Linked DNA regions of Homo sapiens: region 1 is linked to region 2. The links are chromatin contacts, found by Hi-C or POLR2A ChIA-PET in ENCODE. All regions are on one chromosome and are shown on one strand. Each heading gives the region's core, a stretch centred on a gene start or an enhancer-like site at or near the end of the contact. The rest is flanking DNA. Distances are from core to core; before and after follow the strand shown.

What was found. A loop is a pair of places that touch in the nucleus more often than their neighbours do. ChIA-PET counts read pairs that join two places held with the same protein, here RNA polymerase II (POLR2A). Pooled maps may share reads with other maps.
Region 1: a pooled map shows a loop between it and region 2 (2.2-fold over the local background). The contact joins the enhancer-like site here to the promoter of APOC1 in region 2. A Hi-C loop is called at or near these places in 2 of 50 pooled maps. POLR2A ChIA-PET finds 5 or more read pairs at or near these places in 6 of 52 experiments (H1, HEK293, HepG2 and 3 more).

Annotation. Positions count from the first base shown.
Region 1 is chr19:44,798,330-44,802,927 of GRCh38, forward strand. CBLC (Cbl proto-oncogene C) reads left to right here. Exons shown (of 11, transcript NM_012116.4): 10 at 2,052-2,121; 11 at 2,222-2,323. The coding sequence ends at 2,114. Among named protein-coding and RNA genes, the nearest start is that of BCAM, 8.5 kb to the right of the region's middle. RefSeq lists a silencer at 1-170 and an enhancer at 2,109-2,158. Within about 2 kb of position 2,307, at least 4 of the 41 ENCODE cell types and tissues checked have a DNase peak (open chromatin) inside an H3K27ac peak, as active enhancers do.
Region 2 is chr19:44,911,632-44,915,978 of GRCh38, forward strand. It overlaps APOC1 (apolipoprotein C1), which reads left to right and starts at 2,977. Exons shown (of 4, transcript NM_001645.5): 1 at 2,977-3,102; 2 at 3,241-3,318. The coding sequence starts at 3,261. RefSeq lists enhancers at 1,013-1,772, 2,531-3,290, 3,291-4,048 and a promoter at 1,990-3,116.

The sequences.
Region 1 (4,598 bases), core at 1,057-3,556, 110 kb before region 2:
CGTCTAGCCTCCCCATGAGTTTTGATGAAGCCAGCAAGCTCAGTCATCTCTAACCTGAGTCATATCCCCTCCCTCACCTCTCAGAAATCTCCACTGGCAGCCAAGCGCGGTGGCTCACACGTGTAATCTCAGCACTTTGGGAGGCCGAGGTGGGCAAATCCTTTGCTTGAGGTCAGGAGTTCGAGACCAGCCCGGCCAACATGGTGAAACCCCGTCTCTACTAAAAAATACAAAAATTAGCTAGGCGTGGTGGCGGGCACCCGTAATCCCAGCTACTCGGGAGGCTGAGGTAGGAGAATCGCTTGATTCTCGCTTGATTATCGCTTCCGCCAGGAGGTGGAAGTTGCAGTGAGCCAAGATTGTGCCACTGCACTCTAGCCTGGGCGACGGTGCAAAAACTCCGTCTCAAAAAGAAAGAAAGAAAGAAAGAAATCCCCACTGGCTCCCCAGGGCTCTAAGAACTCAAGCCAAAGTCCTCTCCGCCGCCCAAAGACCTGGGGCTGGGGATCTGACTCTTCCCCACCTCTCTGATCTCCCCTACTCCACCTCCTTTCCGGCAACATTGGACCCTTGCTGCTCTTCTAACTTGCCAGCAAGCCTCCACTCACTCGGAGCCTCTGTCTGGATCCTTCTTGCACTCAGGCATCAGCTGGGTCATTCCCATCTCCAAGAGGCCTCCCCGGCATCTTCCCTCTCCCAGGCACTTTGAAGGACATGGAACTTGCTCTGGGACATTTCCTTGTTCAGGAGCTGATCAGTCACTGCGAGCCTCGGGTTCAGTGGAGCATCAGCTCCACCAGGACAAAGATAGTTTTCTGTCTTGTTCACAGCTGTCTTCTCAGAGCGAAAAACAGGGCCTTGGCCTGGCGCGGTGGCTCATGCCTGTAATCCCAGCACTTTGGGAGGCTGAGGCAGGAGGATGGTTTAAGCCCAGGAGGTCAAGGCTGCAGTGAGCTATGGTCCCATCACTGCACTCCAGACGAGGCAACAGAGCGAGACCCTGTTTTGCTTTGTTTTGTTTTGAGACAGTTTCGCTCTTGTTGCCCAGGCTGGAGTGCAGTGGTGCAATCTTGGCTTATGGCAATCCCCACCTCCTGGGTTCAAACGATTCTCCTGCCTCAGCCTCCCAAGTAGCTGGAATTACAGGAATGTGCCACCACCCCTGGCTAATTTCGTATTTTTCATAGAGACAGGGTTTCACCATATTGGCCAGGCTGGTCTCAAACTCCTGACCTCAGGTGATCCACCCACCTCGGCCTCCCAAAGTGCTGGGATTACGGGTGTGAGCCACCGCGCGTGGCCCCTGTTTTTTCGGTTTGTTGTTGTTGTTGTTGTTGTTTTTAAAAAAGAAAGAAAAGTAAAGAAAGAGAGAGAGAAAGAAAGGGAGAGAAAGAAGGAGGGAGAGAGAAAGGAAAGAGAGAGAAATAGAAAAAGAAAGAAAGGGAGGGAGGGAAAGAGAAAAAAGAAAGAAGGAAGGAAGGAGAGAGCGAGAGAGAAAGAAGAAAGAAAGAAAAGAAAAGAAAGAAAAAGAAGAAAAAAGAAAGAGAAAAGGAAAAGAGAATAAAAGAAAGAAAGGGCCTGACCCACTGGAGAGGCTTGGGAACTGTCTGTGGGGCACACAAGTGAGCAGAAGGGTGGACACATGGATGGACAGGCGGACAGACAAACTGAAACTTCATCCTACACGAGTTAGAGGTGAGAGGGAAAAGGCAGCATGGACTAGGGACAAGGCCAAAGGTCCTGTCAGATGGTGGCCGCCACCACTGTGTCACCCCTGTCCAGGGCCTGTGAAAGGACGTCCACCCAGGCTGCAGCCTAGCAGAGACATTTCTTCATCTCCTCCCCCCAGGCACTTTTGGCCCTCCCCAGACTTCGGGCCCCTCTTCTCTTGCCAAGAATTAAGGCTGTGGCCTCAGCCGCGCAGGAAGCCACCTCCAGCCCCCAGGTGGTCTGGGACTCCCAGGTCTAAGACAAAGGGGACAGGGAAGAGGGGCAGAGGGAAAGATTGGATGCCGGGAATCAACCGCCCTCTCAAAATATCTCCATTGCAGAGACTCCTAAAGGGGAACTCCCCTCCAGCTGCGCTGGGACCCCAGGACCCTGCCCCGGCCTGAAGGCCAGGTGAGTCCATTCCCTAACCCTCCCTGGCCCACTCCACCCCACTCCACCCTCCTCCACCTGGAGGTGACCTCATCTAACCCACCCCTCTCTCCGCCTACAGGGCACCCAGATGTGCTGCTCAAGGGAGCCCCAAGGGCTGGAAGGGGGTTGTGAAACCGAAATAAACTGCCAAGCCTGGTCTGTCCTCCAGGGTGCAAAGGAAGAGTGCAGTGGCCAGCAGGGGGCAGCAGAGGGCAGCAGGCACTGGGAAAGGGCCGTCCCCAGGCCTGGTCCCCACCTGAACAACAGGAGTCCAGGCCCCAGCCCCTCCTCCCTCAGACTCAGGAGTCCATACTCCAGCCCCTCCTCCCTCAGACCCAGGAGTCCATACTGCAGCCCCTCCTCCCTCAGACCCAGGAGTCCATACTCCAGCCCCTCCTCCCTCAGACCCAGGAGTCCATACTCCAGCCCCTCCTCCCTCAGACCCAGGAGTCCATACTGCAGCCCCTCCTTCCTCAGACCCAGGAGTCCATACTCCAGCCCCTCCTCCCTCAGACCCAGGAGTCCATACTGCAGCCCCTCCTCCCTCAGACCCAGGAGTCCATACTGCAGCCCCTCCTTCCTCAGACCCAGGAATCCATACTGCAGCCCCTTCTCCCTCAGACCCAGGAGTCCAGGCCCCAGCCCCTCCTCCCTCAGACCCAGGAGTCCATACTGCAGCCCCTCCTCCCTCAGACCCAGGAGTCCATACTCCAGCCCCTCCTCCCTCAGACCCAGGAGTCCATACTGCAGCCCCTTCTCCCTCAGACCCAGGAGTCCAGGCCCCAGCCCCTCCTCCCTCAGACCCAGGAGTCCATACTGCAGCCCCTCCTCCCTCAGACCCAGGAGTCCATACTCCAGCCCCTCCTCCCTCAGACCCAGGAGTCCATACTGCAGCCCCTCCTTCCTCAGACCCAGGAGTCCATACTGCAGCCCCTTCTCCCTCAGACCCAGGAGTCCAGGCCCCAGCCCCTCCTCCCTCAGACCCAGGAGTCCATACTGCAGCCCCTCCTCCCTCAGACCCAGGAGTCCATACTCCAGCCCCTCCTCCCTCAGACCCAGGAGTCCATACTGCAGCCCCTTCTCCCTCAGACCCAGGAGTCCATACTGCAGCCCCTCCTTCCTCAGACCCAGGAGTCCATACTGCAGCCCCTTCTCCCTCAGACCCAGGAGTCCAGGCCCCAGCCCCTCCTCCCTCAGACCCAGGAGTCCATACTGCAGCCCCTCCTCCCTCAGACCCAGGAGTCCATACTCCAGCCCCTCCTCCCTCAGACCCAGGAGTCCATACTGCAGCCCCTCCTCCCTCAGACCCAGGAGTCCATACTGCAGCCCCTCCTTCCTCAGACCCAGTAGTCCATACTGCAGCCCCTCCTCCCTCAGACCCAGGAGTCCAGGCCCCAGCCCCTCCTCCCTCAGACCTAGGAGTCCAGGCCCCAGCCCCTCCTCCCTCAGACCCAGGAGTCCAGACCCCCAACCCCTTCTCCCTCAGACCCAGGAGTCCAGGCCCCAGCCCCTCCTCCCTCAGACCCAGGAGTCCAGACCCCCAACCCCTTCTCCCTCAGACCCAGGAGTCCAGGCCCCAGCCCCTCCTCCCTCAGACCCAGGAGTCCAGGTCCCCAGCCCCTCCACCCTCAGATCTTCAAATGGAATCTGGGGCCAGGCACGGTGGCGCACGCTTGTAATTCCAAGGCTTTGGGAGGCCAAGTGGGAAAGACTGAGCCTAGGAAGCTGAGGTTGCAGGGAGCTGTGATTGTGCCACAGCAATCCAGCCTGGGTGACAGACCGAGATCCTGTCTTAAAAAAAGAAAAAAAAAAAAAAGAAACTGGGCCCCCAGCCTTCTCTGTGATACCCAGGAGTCCTGCTCTCAGGATTTAGAAGTCCAGAATCCCAAGTTTTCTGAGAATCGGGCATCCAACCCTCCTGCTTCATCATGGCAAAAAAAATCCCTGGACCTAGACCCAGATATCCAGGTTAAGTCCCTGGTCAAAAGGACCACACATTTCCCTGATGGTTATCCACCTTGCCTTGCCACGGTCTGTGCTCATCCCTCTCTCTGTCCTTCATTCCTCTCTGACATCTTTCTCCCAGAGTAACTGCTAACTTCCAGTCTAAATCTTGCTGAGGAAGAAGAGATACCACCTCATGATTCATCTTGGAGTGGCCCAAGCCTCCCTCCACCTTGTTTAAATTGCCCCATTCCCGGAGACCTTGCCCTGTGCCCAGCGCTGGGCTGAGCAATGCTGACCAGGAAGCAGTGATCACTGCCCCACTAGGGCTCACCTTCCACTAGAGGAAAGAGACCTGTCCCTAGACAGTGATGACCCAGAGTGGGCATGGCTGGGGTAGGGAATCCCAGGGGGCTACAGGAACCCAGAGTGGGCACCTGACTCAGCCTGGGAGGTCAGGGAGTGCTTCCAGGAGGAGGCGATGTCTGAGCTGATACTTAAAAGATGATGAG
Region 2 (4,347 bases), core at 1,727-4,226:
TGCCTTGCTCAGTCGACCACGCTGGAGTGCAGTAGCACGATCATCAATCACTGCAGCCTCCAACTCAAGCAACCCTCCTGCCTCAACCTCCTGAGTAGCTGGGGCCACAGGCACCCACCACCATGCCTGGCTAATTCTTTCTTTTTTGAGATGGAGTCTCACTCTGTCGCCCAGGCTGGAGTGCAGTGGCACCATCTTGGCTCACCGCAACCTCTGCCCCCCGGGTTCAAGCAATTCTCCTGCCTCAGCCTCCTGAGTAGCTAGAATTACAGGCGCACACCACCACACCAGGCTAATTTTTGTATTTTTAGTAGAAACGAGGTTTCACCACGGTGGTCAGGTTGGTCTCAAACTCCTGACATCAGGTGATCCACCCGCCTCGGCCTCCCAAAGCACTGGGATTACAGGAGTGAGCCACCATGCCTGGCCATATTTTAAACTTTTTTGTAGAGATGGGGTCTTACTATGTTGCCCAGGCTGATCTCAAACTCTTGGGCTCAAGCAGATCCTCCTGCCAAAGCTTCCCAAAGTAGTTGGATTACAGGTGTGAGCCACCACGCCCCACCAACCTATGAAGATGTCTAAGCAGACAGGGTGCCCTATCTCACCACATCCCCAGTCAGATCCAGAGGTGGGACAAGGATGGGAAGGAGGTTCCAGAACAAAGGCTGGCAGGGAGTCGTATGGGACAGGAGCTGACCCAGCAACCATCCACAGAGACATCCTGGAGCCTGGGAAGGAGAAGGACAAAGAGCCCCCTTTTTTAAATTTTTTTTATGTTTTTGAGACGGAGTCTCACTCTGTCACCCAAGCTGGAGTGCAGTGGCACAATCTTGGCTCACTGCAACCTCCACCTCATGGGTTCAAACGACTCTCCTGCCTCAGCCTCCTGAGTAGCTGGGACCACAGGTGCACACCACCATGCCTGGATAATTTTTGAATTTTTGGTAGAGACGGAGTTTCACCATGTTGGCCAGGCAGGTCTCGAACTCCTGACCTCAAGTGCTCCGCCCACCTTGGCCTCCCAAAGTTCTGGGAATACAGGCGTGAGCCACTGCAACCAGCCAGTAGCCCCCATCTTTGCCCCTCGCTGAGCCCTACTGGATGTTCTTGGTTATGCGACAGTTTCCCCATCTATTAAAGAGAAACCCCTATAGCAGAGGGGAGGATGAGGTTGGAAAAGCAGGAGCATTGTTATGCTATTCTTGTGGGGTCTGGGAAGCAGACATCTGGGTGGATGTTTGGGGGGTGCTGGGCTTAGTTGGGGAAGTAGGGGGGCCCCTGGGGCTGACAGGGACTGGAAGCTCTGAGCTGGCCAGAGGGATGTTGCAATCCTGCCAGGGTCTTGTCTATGCTGTCCTTTTCACAACCATCCCCCTACTGCCAGGCTGACACGTGGTTGCGGGGGCACAAGGCCAGCCAACCTAGAGTCTGAGGCTAGGCGGAGGACACCCTCCCCACCAGCTGCCAGGGTCACTGGCGGTCAAAGGCAGCTGGTGGGGAAGGCATTGGACTCCAGCCTTGGGGGACGGATGTAGTGATGGTGGGAAGCAGGCTTGGTGCCAGGAGGGGCGTCAGAGGGTGAATAAAAGCAGATAGAGTGTTTGGGGGAGGTAGCCAGCCAAAGGGGGTGAGGCCCGGTGGAAGGGAAGAAGGGACATACACGCAGAGCTTTGCAGCTGAGGGTTTTAATTTTTTGAGATGGGGTCTCTGTCCCACCAGGCTGGAGTGCAGTGGCACAATCACAGCTCACTGCAGCCTCGAACTCCTGGGCTCAAGCAATCTTCCTACCTCAGCCTCTTGAGTAGCTGGGACTACAGGCATGCGCCACCACGCTCGGCTAATTTTTGAACTTTTTTGTAGAGATGAGGTCTCCCTATATTGCCCAGGCTGGTCTCGAACTCCCAGGCTCAAGTGATCCTCCCTCTTCAGCTTCCCAAAGTGCTGGGATTACAGGCATGAGCCACCATGCCTGGCTAATGCAGGTGAGGTTTTTGCAGTGTCATCCAGCTAAGGCGACCCGTTCCCCTCCCAAAAAAGGGAGACTGAGAACCATGAAGTTAAGAGCCCAGAGAATATCACGGTGGTCTGGGGTGCTTCAAGGGCTGGTCTGGAATAAATTGGAGGTGGCACGCAGGGTAGGAGCGCCGGGCCAACTGGGAGACCCAGCAACATAAAGGAAAAGTTGTTGGGGCTGAGGAGGCTTGCTGAGAGAGGGGAAGTGAGGGAAAGAGGTGATCTAGGGACACGGTGTGAATGAGGGGGGGATGAGATCACAGGGTTATTACTGGGAGACCCCTGAGGGAAGATGGCCACAGGGACAGGACAAGGCTGTCTTCTTAAGGGAGGAGACCACCCCTCATATTGTCTTATGCCCAATTTCTGCCTCCAAAGAAAGAAAAAGTAAAAACTAAAAGGCAGAAATGAAATCCACAAGCAGACAGCCCGCGCCACACCCTGGGCCTGGTGGTTAAAGATTGACCCCTGACCTAATCCGTTAGGTTATCTATAGATTACAGACATTGTATAGAAAAGCACTGTGAAAATCCCTATTCTGTTTTGTTCCGATCTAATTACCGGTGCATGCAGCCCCCAGTCACGCATCCCCTGCTTGTTCAATCGATCACGACCCTCTCACGTGCACCCACTTAGAGTTGTGAGCCCTTAAAAGGAACAGGGATTGCTCACTCGGGGAGCTCGGCTCTTGAGACAGGAATCTTGCCCATTCCCCGAACGAATAAACCCCTTCCTTAACTCAGCGTCTGAGGAATTTTGTCTGCGGCTCCTCCTGCTACATTCTGAGTGGGGAAAGGGACTAAGGTGGTCTGAGGACCCCACAGAGTCAGGAAGATTGAGAGGTGAGAGTGCTGAACGGGGAGGGGCTTTGGGGCTAAGGGAAGTGCCCGGGACCCCACCTGACCCCAACGCTCACGGGACAGGGGCAGAGGAGAAAAACGTGGGTGGACAGAGGGAGGCAGGCGGTCAGGGGAAGGCTCAGGAGGAGGGAGATCAACATCAACCTGCCCCGCCCCCTCCCCAGCCTGATAAAGGTCCTGCGGGCAGGACAGGACCTCCCAACCAAGCCCTCCAGCAAGGATTCAGGTTGGTGCTGAGTGCCTGGGAGGGACACCCGCCTACACTCTGCAAGAAACTCAAAAAGGGAGATGAGGGGATCGTGGGAGGGAGGTAGGGAGGGAGGAGGGTGCCACTGATCCCCTGAACCCCTGCCTCTGCCTCCAGAGTGCCCCTCCGGCCTCGCCATGAGGCTCTTCCTGTCGCTCCCGGTCCTGGTGGTGGTTCTGTCGATCGTCTTGGAAGGTAAAAGTGGGATGGGAGAATTGCGGAGTTGGAGATTTGGAAGAGTGAAGGTGGCTACAGGCCTGGGGTCCCGGCTTAGAGGACCTCTGAGAGCTCCGGGGCCCCTTCTGGGTCGTGGTTGCCTCATCGTGGTCGGGTGGGTCTCCAGGTTCTCCCAGGCTCAGTCCCGCAGGCGCCAAATCTGCGCAGGAGAGCACTAGCAACCGATGACGTATTGAGGCCCACACCTCTGGGATTGGCTGTCCTGCTTCGACAGCCTTGAAAGTGGGTAAGCTGGGTGGGGGGCTCTGGGAGAGGTCAGTGCTGAGTAAGGCAATTCCCAGCAGCTTGAGCCCCACCAGGTCACTCCAGTATTCCTCCCCATTCTTTTTTTTTTTTTTTTTTTTTCTCTTGAGACGGAGTCTCGCTCTGTCGCCGAGGCTGGAGTGCAGTGGCGCGATCTCGGCTCACTGCAAGCTCCGCCTCCCTGGTTCACGCCATTCTCCTGCCTCAGCAGGACTACAGGCGCCCGCCACCGCGCCCGGCTAATTTTTTGTATTTTCAGTAGAGACAGGGTTTCACCGTGGTCTCGATCTCCTGACTTTGTGATCCGCCTGCCTCGACCTCCCAAAGTGCTGGGATTACAGGCGTGAGCCACCGCGTCCGGCCATTCCTCCCCATTCTAACCACATGATCCCCAAGGATCTCTATCCATCCCGGTATCCCAACCTAAGGGGGTTCCAATAACAAATTTTTGGCCGGGCAGGGTGGCTCATGCCTGTAATCCCAGCACTTTGGGAGGCCGAGGCGGGCAGATCACTTGAGGTCAGGAGTTCGAAACCAGCCTGGCCAACATGGTGAAACTTCGTCTCTACTAAAAATACAAAAAAATTAGCCAGGTGTGGAGGCACGCGCCTGTAGGCCCAGCTACTCGGGAGGCTGAGGCAGGAGAATCACTTGAACCCGGGAGGCGGAGGTTGCAGTGAGCCGAGATCATACCACTGCACTCCAGCCTGGCTGACACAGCAAGACTCCGTCTCAAAACAAAAC